Regions from separate parts of the Homo sapiens genome. Here all the other regions are linked to region 2. A link is a contact called in ENCODE Hi-C or POLR2A ChIA-PET data. All regions are on one chromosome and are shown on one strand. The core of a region is the stretch at or near the end of the contact, and the rest is flanking DNA. Distances in the headings are between cores, read along the strand shown. Region 1 holds the start of AUNIP (aurora kinase A and ninein interacting protein). Region 2 holds the start of UBXN11 (UBX domain protein 11). Region 3 holds the start of ARID1A (AT-rich interaction domain 1A). Region 4 overlaps ARID1A (AT-rich interaction domain 1A).

The links. A loop is a pair of places that touch in the nucleus more often than their neighbours do. ChIA-PET counts read pairs that join two places held with the same protein, here RNA polymerase II (POLR2A). Pooled maps may share reads with other maps.
Region 1: a pooled map shows a loop between it and region 2 (5-fold over the local background). The contact joins the promoter of AUNIP here to the promoter of UBXN11 in region 2. A Hi-C loop is called at or near these places in 5 of 50 pooled maps.
Region 3: a map of naive thymus-derived CD4-positive, alpha-beta T cell shows a loop between it and region 2 (6-fold over the local background). The contact joins the promoter of ARID1A here to the promoter of UBXN11 in region 2. A Hi-C loop is called at or near these places in 1 of 168 maps with a recorded cell type or tissue (naive thymus-derived CD4-positive, alpha-beta T cell), 2 of 37 single-sample maps with no recorded cell type and 7 of 50 pooled maps. POLR2A ChIA-PET finds 5 or more read pairs at or near these places in 1 of 52 experiments (OCI-LY7).
Region 4: a pooled map shows a loop between it and region 2 (5-fold over the local background). The contact joins the enhancer-like site here to the promoter of UBXN11 in region 2. A Hi-C loop is called at or near these places in 4 of 50 pooled maps. POLR2A ChIA-PET finds 5 or more read pairs at or near these places in 2 of 52 experiments (K562 and activated CD4-positive, alpha-beta T cell).

What each region holds. Positions count from the first base shown.
Region 1 is chr1:25,858,024-25,860,723 of GRCh38, reverse strand. AUNIP (aurora kinase A and ninein interacting protein) reads left to right here and starts at 1,267. Exons shown (of 3, transcript NM_024037.3): 1 at 1,267-1,444. The coding sequence starts at 1,367. RefSeq lists silencers at 450-509, 1,110-1,369 and enhancers at 361-986, 860-1,089, 987-1,612.
Region 2 is chr1:26,305,267-26,307,966 of GRCh38, reverse strand. UBXN11 (UBX domain protein 11) reads left to right here and starts at 1,331. Exons shown (of 15, transcript NM_001389556.1): 1 at 1,331-1,375. RefSeq lists enhancers at 1,001-1,090, 1,491-1,540.
Region 3 is chr1:26,694,565-26,697,264 of GRCh38, reverse strand. ARID1A (AT-rich interaction domain 1A) reads right to left here and starts at 1,250. Exons shown (of 20, transcript NM_006015.6): 1 at 1-1,250. The coding sequence starts at 861. LOC124900417 (translation initiation factor IF-2-like) reads left to right here and starts at 860. Exons shown (of 2, transcript XM_047439473.1): 1 at 860-1,048; 2 at 1,300-2,700. The coding sequence starts at 860. The coding sequence ends at 1,986. RefSeq lists silencers at 1-236, 287-616, 987-1,146, 1,237-1,566 and enhancers at 545-1,480, 1,481-2,417.
Region 4 is chr1:26,743,441-26,746,140 of GRCh38, reverse strand. The region is part of intron 4 of ARID1A (AT-rich interaction domain 1A); the gene reads right to left. Among named protein-coding and RNA genes, the nearest start is that of PIGV, 43 kb to the left of the region's middle. RefSeq lists an enhancer at 1,741-1,810. Within about 2 kb of position 1,405, at least 31 of the 41 ENCODE cell types and tissues checked have a DNase peak (open chromatin) inside an H3K27ac peak, as active enhancers do.

The DNA of each region.
Region 1 (2,700 bases), core at 18-2,517, 450 kb after region 2:
GGCGTGGTGGCACACACCTGTAGTCCCAGCTACTTGGGAGGCTGAGGTGGCAGGATCGCTTGAGCCCAAGAGGTTGAGGCTGCAGTGAGCTGAGACTGTGCCACTGTACCCGAGCCTGGGTGACAAAGCGAGATGGCTCTGTCCACCATGAAGACAGGCTCTGGCTGCAGAGATGGTTGAGGTTCCTGGCTGACCTGCTGCAGACTGGGCAAGAGGTGGCTGAGCTTCTATCCTCCCTCCACCAAAAAAAAAAAATTACAAAATTTTTGGCCGGGCGCGGTGGCTCATGCCTGTAATCCCAGCACTTTGGGAGGCTGAGGCAGGCGTATCACGAGGTCAGGAGTTCGAGACCAGCCTGGCCAATGGTGAAACCCCGTCTCTACTAAAAATACAAAAATTAGCTGGGTGTGGTGGCGTGCGCCTGTACTTCCAGCTACTAGGGAGGCTGAGACAGAAGAACCGCTTGAACCCAGGAGGCGGGGCTGCAGTGAGCCGAGATAGCGCCACTGCACTCCAGCCTGGGCGACAGTGAGACTCCGTCTCAAAAAAAAATTTTTTTTACATATACAATATGTAAACATTACGTATAATGTACATATATTCCATCTATGGAGATTGTGGTTAGGGACGGAAGGATGGGTGGGGGTGCCAACATTTTTGCATTTCCAAGGGGTTTTCTGAATTCACAAAGTACTTTCACAACCTCATTTGATCCTCTTTAAAATCCAAGGCACAGTAAACGGTGAAAGCAGGACTGAAATCTAGTTCCTGACCCCAAATTTTAACCTCTTCAAAATCCTCTCCCATGTGGCTTCGTAGTTACGCTTACATTAAAAAAAAAAAATTACCAAAGTTGTTCGCACACTCGAGTGTCTGGTAACCACTTAGGTCGAGGACCCCTGGTCTGGAGTCGACGGGCCTGATCTCGGCTCAGCCACTTCCTTCTGGGGGTGATCGCGAAGATTCAGCGATGACACGAACAAATTCCTAAGCCCGGGAAATACTGTAAGAAATTTTCAATACAGCAAAAAGAAAATGTACATTTCTGAGGCTGTCGAGAACCGTTCACACAGCAGCTTCCGAATCCGCTCTTGAAAGAGCGGATCAGAAAGAACACGCACTCCTCCGCGCAGGGAAATATGCCGCACGCACTCAAGGGACCGGCCGCGAAAGTTAGTGCGTGGGCGGGGCACAGCGAAGGGGGCCAGGGCCTTGCCGGGGCGGGGCTGGCGCCCGGGGCGGTCGCGACGTAGCCCCGCCCCCAGCGTTGGCGCGAGATCCGAACGTCGGCGGCCGCGGTTCTGGCGTTCCCTGAGGCGCCGGGAGCCTGCGCCGGCGTCCTGCCGGCTTCGTCTCCTCAGCGGCCATGAGGCGGACAGGCCCCGAGGAGGAGGCCTGCGGCGTGTGGCTGGACGCGGCGGCGCTGAAGAGGCGGAAAGTGCAGGTGGGACGCTGGGGGATGAGAGGGCGTTGGGAACCAGGTAGGGCCTGGAGGCGTAAGACGGGAGGAGTTTGGGGGACACCTGGAGATGATGAAAGCGAAGTCGGGGACAGAGAAGGGAACAGCGTTGGGGATTCACAGGCGAGAGGGATTGTGGTCTGAAGAAGGTTGAAAAACGGGGCTTGGGGAGGATGGGAGGGACGGAAGGAAAGAGCGTGCTGTTGGGGGGTCTGGAGGAGCGGTGCGCAGGGAGGGGCGGCGAAGGTTCAGGTGTGGGAGAGGCGGAGGGAAAGTTCGCTCGGAGCAGTTGAACTGACCAGGCTCCCTAGGAGGCCACAGTCCCTGCGAGACGTCCTAGTAGAGGCTGGAGCATTGGGAGATGGATGCGAATGCAAATTGGGGAAATTCTCACCCCGGGGTCTGTTTCCACCCAATTTGCCAAGTTGCAGGCCAACTACCTGCCCAGAACCGGTAACTTTGAGGGGAAAAGTAGAAGCTATGGGAAGGGGAGCTGGCCTCCTATGTACTGAGCAGTCACTGGGTGCCGGATACTGCATTAGATACTGAATATGCGTTATATGTGTCGTCATTCTTGCTGGGAATGAGGAAACTGAGGTTCAGTAACTAACCTAGGCCCGCCTAACTAGAAGGAGCTGGAAATCACATTCAGGTCTGTCACCTAGGCAAGATGCTCTTCAGTCACTGTAAAGAAACAAAAGTGCGACATAATAATCATTCATGTTTATTGAGCATTTTATGCTGGTGCTAAGTGTTTTAGGTATGTTACCTTGTTTGGTACAATTCTATATGGTAGATAGTGTAATGATACCCATTTTACATACGGAAAACAGGCTCAAAACAGACACTAGGGGCAAGATTCTTGCTCTCAGGTTGCTCACAGTCTTATAGGGAAGAAAAGAGGTGTATAAATAATAACAACAATACCTAACCTTTATTGAGTGCTTTCTATGTGTCAGGCATTTTGCCGAGACTTTATACACTTTATCAATGGCAGGTACTCACCAAAATTCAGTAAAGTAGATTTTGTCATTATCCTGGTTTTATAGATAAGAAATTTGATCATTTTATTATTATTATTTATTATTATTATTTTTTGAGATGGAGTCTTGCTCTGTCGCCCAGGCTGGAGTGCAGTGACACAATCTCAGTTCCCTGCAAGCCCCACCTCCGGGGTTCACGCCATTCTCCTGCCTCAGCCTCCTGAGTAGCTGGGACTACAGGCGGCCACCACCACGCCC
Region 2 (2,700 bases), core at 82-2,581:
GTTACCATCTGGTACTTGGCACTCAGTAGTAGTAGCTCTCTTTAGCTTCCAATTTGCATATAAAGAATGCTGTCCACTTTGGGAGGCAGAGATGGGCGGATGGCTTGAGCTCAGGAGTTTGAGACCAGGCTGGGCAACATGGCAAGACCCCGTCTCTACAAGAAAATACAAAAACTAGCTGGGCGTTGTTGTGCACACCTGTAGTCCCAGCTACACTGGTGGCTGTGATGGGAGGATAGCTTGAGCCTGGGAGGCGGATGTTGCAGTGAGCAGAGCCTACCCTTCCCTGAATGTGGTAGGCTAGAAAGTCAAACGGAAAATTAAAAAAAAAAAAAAAAAAAAGCAACAGAAAAACACTCTTGGGTTGTGCAGAGAAAGGGCTTTTGAACCTGGGCACAAAGAAGTGAGTGCCTGAGATCAGAAATCATAAACTCCCAGACCATCACAGCTGAAAGGGTGAAGAGATGATGATGATGATTAACAGCAGGAAACGTTTTTGAAAAAGTGCTCTCTACAGGTGTTTCTGTTTCGGCTTTCCCCTTTAAAATCGTGTACTTTGCATTACCTTATTTAATCCTCACGGCAACCCAGTGGGGGTAGGTATTATCACTGTTTTACAGATATAAAAACTAAGGTGTATAAAGTGCCCAAGAACACACAGTAAGGAGCCAGGACTCCTAATTCCAAAGTTCGTGGTCTTAACTGCCTTTAGCTGTTTTGGTGACTGAGTCTAATCCAACACAATTTTACAGATGAGGCTCTGGGAGGGGAAATTGTCTTACCCAACTCTTAACACAAGGGAACTAGAATTTGGGCCGCCCTTCCGGGCGCCAATCTGGTCAAGGATTTGTCACAGAAACTCAGATTTAGGAAACATTTATTAAGTACTTGCATCATTGCAATCCATCCTCAAAGCAGCCTCCGTGAAGTATTACAGTACTTCGTGTTACAATACTGATCATATGGGGAAATAAGCTAAGAGGGATAATTCCTCCCAAGATCAATTTAGCAAAATAGCGGCACTGTCGGGATCACACATTCAGGTCCTGAATGTGAGGCTGCCAGCAGTTTCATTAACCTAATCCCAGGCTCCTTCCTCCCGCACCTGAGGGTAGGAACGAACCACCCCCCCCCCCCACCCCGCCCCGGACCTGGAGCCCTCTCAGAGCGGTGCATTCTGGGATTCGCCCGCGAAGAATACCGACTCTGTGGGCCAATAGAATCCGAGCACAGGCGACTGTATCCACCTTCGCTGTCTGCAGGTTGCTCAGGCCTCCCTCAAACTAGCCAATGAGAAGTGCACGGGTCCTGGTCGCCTAGGAAACCGCGTGACAACAAGATGGCGGCGCTGCGGGACGGCTAGCGGCCCTGCGTGGTGAGTCTGGCTTAAGACCTTTCTGCCCCTGGAGTCCCCACGCAGGCTGGAGCCCGAGCCCCGAGGGCCTGCGAGCTCCGCGGCTCCCACAGGAGAGGTTCAAGACCCTGCTTACCATGACTACGCGTGGAGGCGGAAGGAGGCGACACGGCCTCCAGGGCTGGGTTAGATCGTGATAGACGTCGCTCCCTGAGCGCGTCCTGGGGGCATTAGGGAGTCCTGGCAGCGGGCCGGACCGTGTCCCCGCCAGAGCTCTGGGCTCTGGGGATGACGGAGAGGCCGAGGAGGTGTGAAGAAGAATGTTGTGAGTCAAGCACAGCACTGAGTTTGGTTCCAAAGATGTAGAGGCATGGTGCAGAGATTTGCTCTCAGAGCCAGGTCTGAAGTGGGTGACAACTCTGCCTTAAGGACCTTTTGGCCTGAGGGGTAGTCACAGTCCTGCCCTTGGAAGCCCCAAAGTGAAGGAGTTAGGCGACTGTCCTCAGGGCTCCCTAATCTGAAGGAGAAAGAGATATGCCCCTGCCCTCAGGAGTCCCCCCAAACGGACAGGGAAATGCAGCCTTTGCCTTCAGGGGCCCTTGTAATCTGGGAGAAGATTAACCTGGAGACAATGTGTCGGACTGGACTGGAGTGACACTGGAAGTAGGGAAGTCAGTTGGGAGCCATGTGACAGCCCCCAGAATGGGCAGTGAGAGTCCCACTAGGACGGCCGACGGTGGCCATGGAAAGGGGCAGCTATATGTGAGAGAGTTTAGCCTGCAGGGTTTGATGTAAGAGGCAAGATGGCGTAAGAGGGAAGGAAGGAGAGAAAAAATGTGGTTGGGTGATGGGGTCCCATTAAGAAGGGGGAAGTGGGAGGAAGTGAGTTTGACGAAAATGTTGGATTTGGTTTAGGAGTTTTGTTTTTTTTTCCCATGACAGCTTTATTGAGATATAATTCACGTATTACATACTTCACTCCTTTAAAGTGTAAATTTCAATTTTTAGTATATTTTAGTATATATTCCATTTATATGAAATGTGCAGTGTGGGCAAGTCTATAGAACAGAAAGTAGATTTGTGGTTGCCTAAGGCTGCCTTGGAAAAGGGGTGGGGGCTGGAGGGTAAATTGGGGGTGACTGCCAAAGGGTACAGGGTTTGTTTAGGCTGACGAAAATGTTCTAAAATTGTGATGGTAGTACAGCTCTGTGAATATACTAAAAAGAAAATTACACTGTAAGAAGGTGAAATATGTGAATTATATCTCAAAGCTGTTTTATGAAAAAGGTTGCATACTGTATAATTCCATTTGTGTAACTTTTTTGAAGTAAGAAAATTATAGAGAT
Region 3 (2,700 bases), core at 1-2,500, 390 kb before region 2:
GGGAGTTCCCCCGCCGGCCGCGGAGGGGCCGCCTCCCCCCATGGCCCCGAAGCGCTGCTGAGCGAAGGACGAAGACGACGAGGAGGCGGAGGCGCTGGAGGAGGGAGGCGGCTTGGAGCCGGCAGCCGCCGCCGCGCCGGAGCCCGGAGTGCCACCTCTCGGGGAGCTCAGCGCGTAGGCCGGGGCGGGCGGGGGGTAGGCGCTGCGGTTGGGGTAGTAGGAGTTGTACTGGTGGTTGGGGAAGCCGTGGTCGTGAGAGTTCTGCTGGGGCCCCGCGTAGGGCTCCAGGCCCCCGCCGCCGCCGCTCTGCAGCGCTGCCAGGCCAGGGCTTTGTTGTCCGCCATGTTGTTGGTGGAAGACGGCGGCCGCGGCGGCGGCGACGGCAGACGGGCTCCGGCCGTAGGGTTGCCCGAAGCCGTAGGCTGGGGGCGGCAAGGCGGCCGCGGCTGAGTGAGGAGGCGCCCCCACCCCATCGCTGCTGCCGCCACCGCCGCCGCCGGGCGGCTCCGTGAGGTTATTGTTCAGGGCGGGCCTAGGGCCCGCGTTCCCGTTCGAGTTCTTCAGGTCCGGCTCCGCGCCGGGCCCGCCGCCGCTGCCGGCTCCGCCGCCGCCGCCACCCCCATTGCTCTCGGCCCCGTCCTGCAGCTCCTTTCCCAGCGGCTGCGGCGGCCCCACGGCGGGGCCCTCGCTTTCCTGCCCGGCGGCTGCCTTCATTTCCCCGCGCTCGGCCGCTGCCGCCGCCGCCGCCTCGCCCCCCGCCTCCTCCCGCTGCTGCTGCTCGGCTTTCTTCAGCTCCGAGGGCGGCGGCGGCGGCGGGTTGCCCAGGCTGCTGGCGGCGGCGGGGGCGACCTGCGCGGCCATGATCCCCGCTGTCTCGTCCGCGGAGAGACCCGGCCCTGTCTTCGTCTTCTCCCCCCCTCCCACCCCGCCCCGGGGCCCAGTCCCCCGGGCTGCCCTCCCCACCCGCCCGGGCGGGCCTCGCGGGGCTCCGCTGCTGCGCTGCGCTCGCTCCTCTCCCCCCCGCCCCGCCGGCTCAGGCTCCGGGCTGGCGGCGGCGGAGGAGGAGGAGGCGGCGGCGGCGGCCGAGGCGCCGGCGGCTCAGCTGCTCCCGGCTCTGTAGGCTCGGGACCCGGCTCTCCCGGCTCATTCCCCCCAAGCCCTTGCCTGGGAATGAGGGGGGCGGTGGAGGCTCCGCTCCCCAGGGCCTGGCCCCGCTGTGACTCTCCGCTTTCTGCTGCCGGAGAAAGGAGGAGGGAGGGAGGGAGGGAGGCGAGGGGGAGGGGGCGGGGAGGGAGGGAGGGAGCGGGGGGAGGGGGACCCGGGACGGGCGGGCTGGAGGGCGCGCGGCAGCAGCCGGGGCGCCGGGAGCCAGAGTCAGAGCGCGGGCCGAGCCCGGCGCCCTGCCTCCCCTCGCCAGCTGCGGCTTGGGTCGAGGCTGCTGCGCGGCAGCGGGCGGGCGAGCAAGCGGTCGGCCGGACTGAGCGGCTAGAGCGCCCCACTCTCCTCCGAGTCCCCCTCACTCCGACACGAGGCTCAGCACTGCCATTTTACCCAGCGCCGTCGCGGCCGCCTGGCAAACCCGGAGTGGAGAGCGGAGCGGGCGCAGGCCGTGGAACGGACTCGCTCCCTTCCCTTCACAAAGGAGGAGGGGAGAGAACAAGCCGCGGCGGCGGCAGGCCCTCAGCCGCTTTCGCTAGGCAGCGCCGCCGCCGAAGGCTTCGGAGAAAACCCGGCCCGGAGCCCGCGCATCTCTGGAGCCTGCGCCGCCTCCCTCCCGGCGTCCCTATCCAGGTCTGTCCCCTCCCGGCCGTACCGAGGGGAGCGGGCAGCGTGAACTTTACCCGCGGCTGCAAAATTGGCCAGAGCCTGAGACCGCGGCCGCCTCGGCCCAGCCCTGACCCCCTGGCAGCGGGCCCGGTCCGTTGGCTGCTGCTTAGCACCTCTACAGCACTTTTCGTCTTCAAAGCCTTCTACGGACCCCGCTAAAGACCCAACCTTTTTTACCCTCTTTGCAAGCCCGAAAGAATGACTGATCATTGTTCAGACGATTCGTTTCCCACTCGCCTGCCCTCATTAGCCGGTCCTTACAAGGCTCTGGGGGCATGAGGTCCGGATTATCCCCATTTTACAGAATTGAAAGAGAGGGGAGGGAACTGCCTGTCACTTAAAGTCAGAGGGCAGAGGAGGGTGACTTTAAAAAGAAGTGGAGTCACCAAAGCTGCCTTCGGTCTACTTGCCTTTAAAAAAAAAAAAATCAAGTTGTGAGCACATTCAACAATGGGATCAGAATATCAAAATGGATTTGAAGTCAAAACTGATCATCTCACCACTAACTTAAAATGGAGGCCACTGAAGTTGCTTTAGGAGCATAGAACAGTTACCCAGCAGGAAAACCTAAACACCGTTTCTCACTCCCTCTTAAGAAAACTTAGCCTACCATGACAAGTAGCCCCAGTCTCCAAAGACAGTACCTTCTAATACTGAAAACCCACAGAAGAGGCTCCAGGGACTGCAGGAACCTGAGTGTTCAAACCATTACAGAAGAGAGATGCAGAAAATGGAAACCATTTTCTCCTTGAAGAAAAGGCACAGTCCAACAAGTCACTTAGAAAATGGATGCTTGTCAGATTTGTTTTCTATCCTGTAGCGTAAAGATTGTTTAAAGTTTACCATTACATTCTAAGAGACCCCGATTGAGCT
Region 4 (2,700 bases), core at 156-2,655, 440 kb before region 2:
CTGTTCATAACTCCTTCCCTTTCTCCAAAGAGAATACGGAAGGCAAAGTCCATTTTCTGAATATGGCATTTTTCCTTTTCTATTTTTTTGAGACAGAGTTTTGCTCTTGTTGCCCAGACTGGAGTGCAGTGGCACAATCTTGACTCACCGCAACCTCCGCCTCCCAGGTTCAAGCGATTCTCCTGCCTCAGCCTCCCAAGTAGCTGGGATTACAAGCACATGCCACCACGCCCGGCTAATTTTGTATTTTTAGTAGAGACGGAGTTTCTTAATGTTGGTCAGGCTGGTCTTGAACTCCCAACCTCAGGTGATCTCACCGCCTCAACCTCCCAAAGTGCTGGGATTACAGGTGTGAGCTACCGTGCCTGCGGCCTTTTCTTAAAGGATCTTTTTGCTGGTCTTGTACAGGAGTTGGTCCTAACAGTAAAAGCAACAGTAGAACCACTGGACTAGCAGTCAGAGAATCCAATGTTCTCATTTACTGAATGACCCTGGACAAGTCTCTTGCCCTTTCTGGGCCTTAGGTTCGTCATATGTAAAGTTGGGGGTGGGAGGGGAGACGGGAATGGGGTGTCAGTATTGTAAATATTCTGTTGGGCTAGTTCATGCAGCCTCCATTCTATTCTTTCTCTAATTGTAGAGGTTAAAAAGCTTAAAAACGAAATTTCCAAGAATCCCTTGGTTTTGGATACAATTCAGCTTCTGCTAATGAGAAGCTGACTCATGAGATTAGATCAAAGTAAGCAGAGACCATATTTCTGTCTCCTTTACTTGTTTCTGCAGGAGCATTTTGGTTCCATCCTCCACTTAACTGGGTGCTGGTTCTGGCGGCAGCAGCTACTGCTTCTTGATTCCAGTTTACTGATTCTGGACCACAGGTTTAGGGGTATGATTCAAGAGCAATCAATCTAATAGTAGCTCCGAGATAGACGTTCCCCTGGTAGGTCAAATCTAGGTTAAATCTGGGTCTGGTTTCTTGGAGGCCAAGCCTAGAGCAAGCTCCCTCACTCCTTCCAGTTGTAAGCCCAAATTCCCTATATTAAATCTCTCTCTTTTAAACATAGCTAGACCTAGGGTCCAGTACAGAAATCCTCTGACTCAGTATTATCAAATGATCCCAAAAGAGTGGCTGTAAAGGAAGAGAAAAAAGATTTATTCACGAAGCATATTTTTTGTAGGAAATGGGCAAGAGGGGGGAGCCTTAGGCCTTTAAATACATTTGTCCAGGACAACCTCCTTCACTTCTTCCCTTTTTACAACCTCACTGTACTTTCTCTCTCTCACCCTAAGCTCTGAGGGGGTGGGTGGGGGGTTTGAATTGCTCACACAGGATGGAGGGTTGAGTCAGCACACGCTTTCTTTTCCATCCCTATGTTTTCTGCAGCCTGTTATTCTGCTGAGGATGGCATAACCTGCCCAACTCAAAATAAGTATCACCTGGGCTTCAGGGAAGCTTGGGCCAGAGAGGATACCAAGTGTCTTCTTGAGTAGTAGGAAATACATTTAAAAGCTCCAGGTACAAAAGAATCAGGACATACCAGTCCCGATAGCTCTGTGTACTAATAAGTGAGGACAAGTTTGGCCCAACTTAACTTCCTACAGCAGGGCTGACGACAAACTGAAAAACAAGGTAAAATTCAAACGGTGTGCTTAATGGGGAAGAGGTACTTCCAGCCAGACCTCTGTAGGACTAAGTGACTCAAGAGCCATCATACTAGAGTTAAGGCTCAGTTGCTTTTCAAAGATTGAGGCTGTTCCGAAGGAAACAAAAGGTTCCAGCAAGAGGAATCTGTGTGAGACACACAGGCAGGAAGCAGAGCTGAGCCACCAGCGACTAGAATAGAAACAGGAAATGGGCCCAGGAACAAGCATACAGTAATCTGCTGCAAGCAGCACAGGCTCAGGCAGTCAGCAGGCAGTATCAGGGTTGGAACAGTGTGACTAAGATGGAGAAGCGGATTGGCCAGTCCAGCCCAGAGAACCAGCGTTCTAGAGAAGGGATGGCTACATGCACAGGGTACATGCTGCTCTTAGCAGTCTGGGCAGATATGACAGAGGGGGTGGGGATTTCCTTTTCGAGACTCTGAGAGAGCACCTGGGCTATAATTCAAGGGGAGCAGGCACAGATACATGGTCAGCTATAAAGAAAACAGGTCACCAACCTCAGAAAGACCCTGCTTCTCTGGTTACCAAAATCGCTAGTGACATTTCTGTTATCTTTTTGAAAATCAACCATCAAAAACCTAGATAAGGACTGTGGGCCCTCTCTCCTTCTATCATGAAATGAACAAAAGGGAACAGAAACTGTGTAAAATTAAAATCCTTCAAATGTTTTAATTTTTTTTTTTTTTTTTTGAGATGGAGTACTGCATCCTCTGCCTCCCGGGTTCAAGCGATTCTCTTGCCTCAGCCTCCCGAGTAGCTGGGACTACAGGCCCCTGCCACCACACCTGCCTATTTTTGTATTTTTAGTAGAGACAGGGTTTCGCCATGTTGTCCAGGCTGGTCTTGAACTCTTGACCTCATGATGACCCGCCTCAGCCTCCCAAAGTGCTGGGACTATAGGTGTGAGCCACCGTGCCCAGCCAAATGTTCTAATTTTTAAAGCATTTATTGAGAGGATTTGTCACTCCTCTCAATAAACCTAAACAACAAAACGTCAGCTCCCAAAGCTCAACTAGGTAGCAAGAATCTAGGAGG